Linked DNA regions of Mus musculus: region 1 is linked to region 2. The links are chromatin contacts, found by Hi-C or POLR2A ChIA-PET in ENCODE. All regions are on one chromosome and are shown on one strand. The core of a region is the stretch at or near the end of the contact, and the rest is flanking DNA. Distances in the headings are between cores, read along the strand shown. Region 1 holds the start of Adipor1 (adiponectin receptor 1). Region 2 holds the start of Ppfia4 (protein tyrosine phosphatase, receptor type, f polypeptide (PTPRF), interacting protein (liprin), alpha 4).

What was found. A loop is a pair of places that touch in the nucleus more often than their neighbours do. ChIA-PET counts read pairs that join two places held with the same protein, here RNA polymerase II (POLR2A).
Region 1: POLR2A ChIA-PET joins it to region 2 with 10 read pairs in embryonic stem cell. The contact joins the promoter of Adipor1 here to the promoter of Ppfia4 in region 2. A Hi-C loop is called at or near these places in 1 of 37 maps with a recorded cell type or tissue (T-helper 17 cell). POLR2A ChIA-PET finds 5 or more read pairs at or near these places in 3 of 5 experiments (all embryonic stem cell).

The regions. Positions count from the first base shown.
Region 1 is chr1:134,413,410-134,417,309 of GRCm38, reverse strand. Adipor1 (adiponectin receptor 1) reads right to left here and starts at 1,932. Exons shown (of 8, transcript NM_028320.4): 1 at 1,725-1,932.
Region 2 is chr1:134,342,461-134,346,879 of GRCm38, reverse strand. It overlaps Ppfia4 (protein tyrosine phosphatase, receptor type, f polypeptide (PTPRF), interacting protein (liprin), alpha 4), which reads left to right and starts at 2,164. Exons shown (of 29, transcript NM_001374777.1): 1 at 2,164-2,287. Tmem183a (transmembrane protein 183A) reads left to right here. Exons shown (of 8, transcript NM_020588.2): 8 at 1-783.

The sequences.
Region 1 (3,900 bases), core at 683-3,182, 71 kb before region 2:
CCTTTTCCTCTTTTTGTTGTTGTTGTTTTGAGATAGGATTTCTTTTTGTAGCCCTGGCTGTCCCGGAACTCAATCTGTAGACCAGGCTGGCCTCGAACTCAGGGATCCACCTGTCTCTGCCCCCAAGTGCTGGGATAACGATTAAAAGTACGCGTCCCTTCCACCTAGGTGATAATTTGTTTTCTGATAGCATCATTATGAAGCTAAGAGCTAACAGGTGCTGGAGGAACTGAGAAGAAAAACTTCACTTTAGTAGAGATGATCAAAACTTCGTAGATCTTAAGATTTGATAGGCATGGACATCTGAGGCAGGGCATTCCAGGGGTACAGTTGTGTAAACAGCGGTTTACATGGTAGCATGGCTACCCAGAGCATCGAATAATGCACTTTCCATCAGGAAGCTTAAGAAAATGAGGTCACTCTGAAGTGACACAACTTAGCCTACCATTCATTTTAAGGTGCTGACCGCTCCCCTCCTCCTGCCGTGAGGGGGGGGGGGTGGAGTGAGGGGAGGGAGGCGCAGAGGCTATGAAATTAAGGCTGCTTCCTTAATTTATCTTTCACACGGGTAAAGCCACTCATTTACTTCTTTCTCAAAAATCTTGTCGTTTCTGGGCTACTGTGAACACCCCAGCGGAGATTACCCTGCGGGAGTAGGTGCAGTGTTTGAAGGCCCACACCAATGTCTAATACTTCACTAATAACACCAGCTTTTGAAGACTGACTTCTCAAAGACCTTTCACAAAAAATGGACACAAAAACTACTTCTGTAATAAAGAAATGCAGTGGCTGCAGGCCGGGAACCCTGACATTGCAATCCACTTAGCGCCATCCTATCTGACTGAGTTCCTGGCAGTGGACTGATGCTATAAACTCTCAGGAACTGCGACTGCACCATCACAGCCTGCCCTGCATTATCAAAAGGAAAAAAAAAAAAAGCAGTGAGCACATCCCAACATGGCTTTGGTTCTGCAAAGAACCACCTATTGCCATCTTCGTTTGATTTACCACACAACTTAACTGCTGGGTTTTCTGGTCTGTCTGCTAAAGACCCGAGGGAAATAATCAGATTATTATTATAGAAGATCCCATGGTCTCTTAGTGCTCCGCTGACATCTGAAACTATGTAAACTGAAATTTGTCCAGCTTCTTCAACTACGAACCGCCAGAAACTGACGGCGAGCCACTTTATTTTCTTAAAAGCAAGTGCGAGACTCAAATTCTCAAACAAACCAGCATCCATCAACCCTAGATTTCTGAGATGAAATCTGGCCCTTCCCAACACTTCGGCATCTTGTTTACATTCTAGTTGAGTAGTACCTTAGGCCTGTCGAGTCTCCATCAACTTCCCGACCGACCCTATCCAGGAGGGAGCCCCGTCACGTTTGACCTGCGGATCGCGGTGGTGGCCTTAGGGTTCCCGGCCACCCAGGGCCGGTGTTCCCGCACCCAACTCGCAGGCTCAACTCCGGGGGTCGCCAGCAGGGCTGGAACGCGGCCGTCTACCGCGCGGCTGCGGAGACAGCACTCGCGGACTGCCGGGCCCCGACGGCGGCGAGCAGCCCCCCGAACGGAGGCGGTGCGCGGTGGGAGGGGCCGGAAATGTTTACGGAGGACCTTTCGGAGGGCCGGGCGGTGAGCGACGATCCAGGGGCGGGCCACTCCCGTGCTGTCCCCTCCAGAGCCTGCAGGGCCCGCGCCCCGCCCACCCCCGGGACACTTACGGCCTGGCTGGCTGCCTCTGCTGGGGGCCGCGGGCCCGGGCGCTACATCCCGCGGCACTGGAGGCGGCCTGCGGCCGAGGGGCGCCCGATCCTCAGCGCCCTGCCCGCGCCGGAAGGGCCGCGCGACCGCACGGCGTCACCTCCGCAGCCGCGTCACCTTCCCGGCGCTACCTCACCCGCTCCGATCCAGGCATTCCTGCGCGTGCCAATCATCAGGGCGCGCTCAGGCTCGCCCCGCCCCGCCCCTGATCTGACCAATCGCTGGCTCTGGCTGTCCCAGCTTGGCCCTACACTGGCGGACTGCAAAAGCCTCTTCTCCCGGCCTACGACGGGCGCGTGTAGGGGAGTAGGGAGCTGGGAGTAGGGAGCTGGGAAGGCAATCTTAGTTTCCCACCCCACGGCCTCGCTTTTCAGCTCCGAAACACTTTTTTTTTCCTTCTCTTAGTACTGGGAATTGTACCTCTAGGCAAGCCACTATATCTCTAGTACAGAAACACTTTTTCCCCCCTTTTTCCAAGACACGGATTCTCCGTGTAGCCCTGGCTGTCCCGAATTCGCCCTGTAGATTCGCCTCCCTAGTGGCAGGATTAAACAACGCCAACCCACACTTTTATTTTTGTTTGAGAAAGGGTTTAATTGTGCAACCCAGGTGAGCCTTGTACTCGAGGCCATCCTATCTCAGCCTTTCAAATGCTAGGATTTCAAATGTGGGCTACCATACAGCTCCGAAACTATTTCTATATCCATTTTCCAAATCCCTCCCTCTCTTCTTCTGGTATGCTATGTATGGAACGACTACCATGAATCTATTCACTCAACTGATTTAACTTTTGGTTCCTGTTATTTATCAGAAAGGGAGAAGTTATTTCAAACAAGCCTAGCTTGACAATTTTCTGTGCCAGTCCATGTTCCCATGTGACCCAGAGGGCACATCTTAGAAGACAATATAGTGTGCTTCTCTGCCGGAACTGAACCACACAATATAGTATTTTGGGAGTGTTCATTTTCTTATACTCCAAAAAACGATGCACAGCTGTTACTGCTCTAAATGCAAGAAAAGGTGACCAAATGCTAGATGGATGCCCCAGGAGAGTGAAGTCAACTTTGTTCTGGTTAAAAGCATAGACTCTGGGTTCTTGTAGATCCAGTTTCCTTCCCAAGCCAGCCGATCTTTACACATTACTGAGTCCTTCCAAATCACTACTTAACCTTGAAAACGAAGGGAAATGATGCTACTTTCAGGTCTGTCAGGACTAAGGACATTTCAGGTGCTACTTTCAGGTCTGTCAGGACTAAGGCAGTGTCTGCATGATGCCTGGCAAATGGATAGAGTTTCATAACAACTAGCTATTGTTAATATATTACCTGGGGCTGGAGAGATGGCTCAGCAGTTAAGAACACCCACTGTTCTTCCAGAGGTCCAGAGTTCAATTCCCAGCCACCCACATGGTGGCTCATAACCATCTTAATTGGATCTAATGCCCTCTTCTGGTGTGTCTGAAGAGAGCAATGGTATACTCATATACATAAAATAAATAAATAAATCTTTAAAAAAAACAGTTGACTAGAAACCTATATTTTAATAAAAATAATAATAATAAATTACCTGCTGTACAAAACAAAATCTGGAAACTTTATTTTTCTTCAAGACAGGGTTTCTCTGCGTAGCCCTGGCTGTCCTGGAACTCACTTTGTAGACCAGGCTGGCCTCAAACTCAGAAATCTGCCTGCTTCTGCCTCCTGCTAGGATTAAAGGTGTGTGCCACCACGCCCGGCTGCTCCCCCTTTAAGTGTTAAATTATTTGTTTTTAAAAATCTTTTGTTTTTTTCAAGATAGTTTCTCTGGGTAGAGCTTGCAGGCCAGGCTGCCCTCACACTAATGGAGATCTGGCAGGGGAGCCCCACCACCGCCCACAGCATGGCCCTTTGCAAGCTGGCTTTAAGCTTCTTCCATCGGGCCTCATCTTCTTCCATCTTTCTTTGGTATTCTGGACCTTAGTAAATTTCTCCTACTTCTCATTCCTCTGGCTTTTGCATCCTGATCCTTCTGTGAACTGCTCTTCCCTCACCTGTTTCCAAAAGATCCAAGCAGTTTCCAATGCTCAGCTCTTGGTTTGTTTTGGCTTTGGCTACAGATAATCCTAAATTCAGCTTCTGGCTCTGCCAACCACTGACC
Region 2 (4,419 bases), core at 915-3,414:
ACAGAGATGTTGACACCCTTCTTAGTCACAGTTCTTACTGTCACTGGCATGCTCTGAGAAAAGGATGTGGGTGGGGTTTTGTTTATTTCTTTTGCTAAGAAGAAAGTCTTACTGCTTCCTTTCCCACCTGGATGTGGCAGGAGATGCTCATTAAGACAATGCTCTCCTACTCAAGACCTGGAGTTCATCCTGTAGCGCTGCAGTCCAGCCTCCCTGCCCCACAAAAATAGTCCTTTGGAGACAGGGTCTTGCTGTGTAGCCCAGGCTGGCCTTGCACTTAATCCTCTTACTTTAGCTGCCTGGAGTTGTTGGGTGAGTCACCAGACAGGACAAAGACAGAAAATGTTCTTTAAACATAAAAATATTGTGGGGTGGATACTTTTGTGAGCTAAATTGCTAAATGAGTATGTTGGTTTTTATCTTTCCCCACCCCATGCTATTTAAAGACCATTCTTAAGCATCTGTTTAATGCTGCTGCTGACAGCAGCCGTACCCACACTGAGGGGCATGCTGTCACTGGTTGAACAGATAGTGAGCCTGGGTCAATAAAAAGAACCACCAGAATTTGGGTACTTAATTAACAAAGCAAACAAAAACCCTAGGACAGTAAGCCTCCACAGATCTCTGCAGTCAGAAGCTGCCTAGAGGCAGAAGAAAAGAAGCACAGAGTCTGGAGTTCCCTGAACAAAAGATGCCATGGAGCAGGGGAAGTTGTCCTTGTGGATTGTGTGTCTCCCATTTAGGTTTACCCTGAGTGGGTGAAATAAATGTGGCTTAATTGTTTTCTGGCTCAACTTGTGAGTTTTTATGTCAAACTCCATGGTATGATGATAGATGCTATAGCCTCCCTTTGAAGTTCCTGCTGCCTCTGCTGTGGTCTTAGCACATTGCCAACACTTGGTAAAATGGTTCTTCATGGTTACCATGGCTGCAGTCTCCTCAGCATTGGCTGAGTTGCCTTTTCTGGCATTATTCATGTTTTGTTAATGGAAGGGTGTGAAGAGTCAAGGATTGCCTTTTTGTAAAAACTAGTCCACCTAGAGAACGACTGAAACTTGGTAGGCTCTGGGTTTAAAAACTGACTAATGTTTTTCACTTCTTGATGTATATATTCTTGTTCAGAGTGTCAGACAAATAACAGATTCAGCTCCTCTCAACCCCTATCAGAATTAATTTCCTTGCCATTTTCTAAAGATGAAAGGAAAATTGGATATATTGGGAGAGAGGGAATGAAAGGCTATGTTAACTGACCTCAGCTTCAGCCTTTATAGGACACTGTTGCAAGATGTGTATATATCTGTAACTGCCTATGTGCACATTGTATATAGAACAGTTCACTGCTGCTGGGTGGTGGCAGCACAGGCAGCCTGCAGAAGCAGGTGAATCTAGGAGATGGAGGCCAGCCTGGTCTACATAGTTCCGGAACAGCCAGGGCTGCACAGAAAAACCCTGTCTTAAAAACCTAAAAAGGGAGAAAAAAAAAAAAAAAAAAAAAAAACCAAACCCAAAACAGTTCTTCACACTCATAACAGTGCTTATGGGGTATCTGTGAAGGATTTGAGTAGGCACTGAAATGAAATTTCACAAACCAGATGGAAAAGATACATTAATAGCCACGGGGGCAGGGAAAGGGAACAATTCAGGAAAATCGGTTTAGCTAAAATTTGTCAGAATTTTGGCATTTGAGCATGTTTTCATAGGATGTATGTATCAGACAAACACTTCATTTTGTAGTAACAGCGTTAGGGCAGTCACATGCCCAAAAGCAAGTCACAATTCACTGAGGCACATACTACAATACAAGAGTATCTGGGTTTCCAGTTTCTCCACTTAAAAATATGTGAGCGAGAACAGGTGTGAAGGGCGACAGACGACTGGCCATTTAGGGAACAGACTAGACTTAGGAAGGTGAGTTCAACAGAGGAAAAGAGGGATGTGCTCTGCATTCCAAGTTTTAGGGCCAGAACATCTACCAGATTAAATGCTTGCCCTGCCCTCTCAGGCTCGACCAAGATGGCGCACAGCATCAAAGCAGCGCCCTTGTCACGTGCGAACCAGGGCTGGGGAGCGCCCGGGCGTGGGGGCGTGGCCTCGGGGGATATGGCCAGGCCCCGCCCTTAGGGGTGGGGCCAGGGTATCCGCGGAGGAAGGGGGCGGGTCCTTGAGGCCACGGTACTGGGCGGTGGAGGCTGCAGCTACCTTTGCAGGCTTGCCTCTAGGACGCCTCGCGCTGCCGAGGTCGGGGGCGGCGCCCTGCTACCGCTGGGCCTTCGGCGATTCCACGCAGGTGAGCACCCACAGCCACTCCGCGGGGAAGGATACCCCTTTTCCCAGCTCCAGCTCCCCTGAACAGTTTGAGGAGGAGTCTCTGTTAGTGCGCCTTGGGAAACAGCCTCTTCTGGTCTGGATGTATCTCTGCGGGGCGCGGAATTCGTTGCCCCTCGCCTTTGCTGTGCCCTGTGCCCTTGGGGATGAGGATGGGGGTCGATGCCCGTTTTGCAGGGAGGGCGTGGAGTTCGCCCTCAGCTCCATCCTCTCTCTGGGAGGGGGCAGCCGGGTGGACTGCGCCCCCTCATCCTCTCCAGGAGAGTCAGAGCAAAAGCGCCTCTGGGCTTGGGGGCCAACTCTGCTTCTTTGGGCGAGCGCTGGTGAGAGGCTGAAGTCTTCGATCTTCCCGGGGGTCTTCCTCCTTCCCGCATGCCTCTTTTCGCCCTTGGTTACTATCGCCAGCTCTGCATTCCTTCAACTGTCAGGCTGTACCAGAGATGCCCCCATCTCCGCAGTGCTGGGGCGGTGGGGTGGAAGGAATGGCCAGCCGAGGGCCTGGTTGGGGGTGGGGATGAGGGTGGGCGCAACAGGAAAAGAGGTTCGTAATAGAGATTACTGAACTGGGGTGGGGGTGGGAATGATAGGGTTGATTAGTGAACACAGTAGGGGTATTTCCCAGCACGGGTGTTGAGGGTTTTATGATTGGTAGGAAGGGAGGTTGGCCTGGAGGACTTGGAAATATGTTGTAGGTGGTTTCTCTGAGAAGGAGGAGGGATCTAGCACTAAGTGCCACTAGGTGCTGATGTCACCTTTGAGGAGAGATGTGTTGGAGAGGAGGAGAGTTGAGGCAGCTCCTCAGTACTTGTTCGTGGAGAGCAAGTGGTTAAGGGGGCTGTGCTTAGCCTGATGAGTCCCTCCTGGTGTGAGCTTAAGAAGGCTGTTCCAGGAGCCAGGTTTCAGGGACTCCCTGCAGTCCTTTCCAGACTTGTTGGAATTGGCTCTTAGTACTTTATTCAATATTGAGTAAACATTTATTGGGCACCTACTACATGCCAGACACCATACTAGAGAGATAGATACTTGCCTATCCAAAAGCTGTTAAAGGCCATGGAGCAGGTAGATGGTACCCGAAATAGGCACACATTCCCCTATATACATTTTAGTTATCCTGTTAGTGGAATGGCAGAAACAAAACAAAACAAAAAAGCCAACCGGATCTTAACCCACAGAATCCACACCTCTGTTAACTGGCCAGATAGTCTTTAGTAAAAATGACAGCTTGAATGGTTTATATTGGCTATTTTCTTAGATTTGGGGCTAAGATTTGAGGAGGCTTCTCAAGATAAATGATGTCCCAAAGTAATGAGACGAGGGATAGCACATTGGGTTGGGGGGCTTTGGGGGCCCTAGACACTGTGCAGTGAAGACACCCTCTCCAGAAATGAGTGGCTGCAGGAGCGTGGTGTGAGGGGAGTTTTCATCGGATGCTTTGGGCCTGTGCCGTTGGGCATGTCATGTTGAGCATGTATATGATGTCAGTATATGAGCTCTGTCCCAGCAGCTGGCCTGTGAAGGAAGGATTGGAGGAACGGAGTAGGGCCGGCAGTCAGGCTCGTGGGTCCTCTCTGAGTGATGACTGAAACCTTAGAATTGGAAAGAGTGAGGAGGATTTGCTGTGGGTCCTTTCTGAGCCTCTGAGGATAGCAGAGCAAGAGCTGGGGAGAGGGTGATTAGTTGGACTGTGCTGCTGATGAGGCAGGGGTGAAGCTCAGGAGGGCCAGGGGACTGGGTGCCAACGGGGTTTTAAGGTGCAGGGAAGTTAACTGAGGCTTTGTTACGGCTGAAATGCTCTCCGTGGGCCTCCAAGAGCTGTACTATGTTAAGTTGGTAAAGGATTTGTTCTAAGAACATGGTGGGCTATACTGGCCGAGCAGTATAGAGGTGTGTGTGTACAATACATTCATAGTGTGCATATGTGTGCTTGTGCAAATGTGTGCACTGGGAGTGAGGACTGAGAAAGACTGAGAGAGCAAAACCAGCCCCAGAGTCTGGGTTCCACTTAAGGAATTGGAAGAAATGGAGGGAGGGACTGGGGTCAGAGGGAGAGACAAGTGTGTATTGCAACCACATAAGTCACCATCTGTCCCCTCT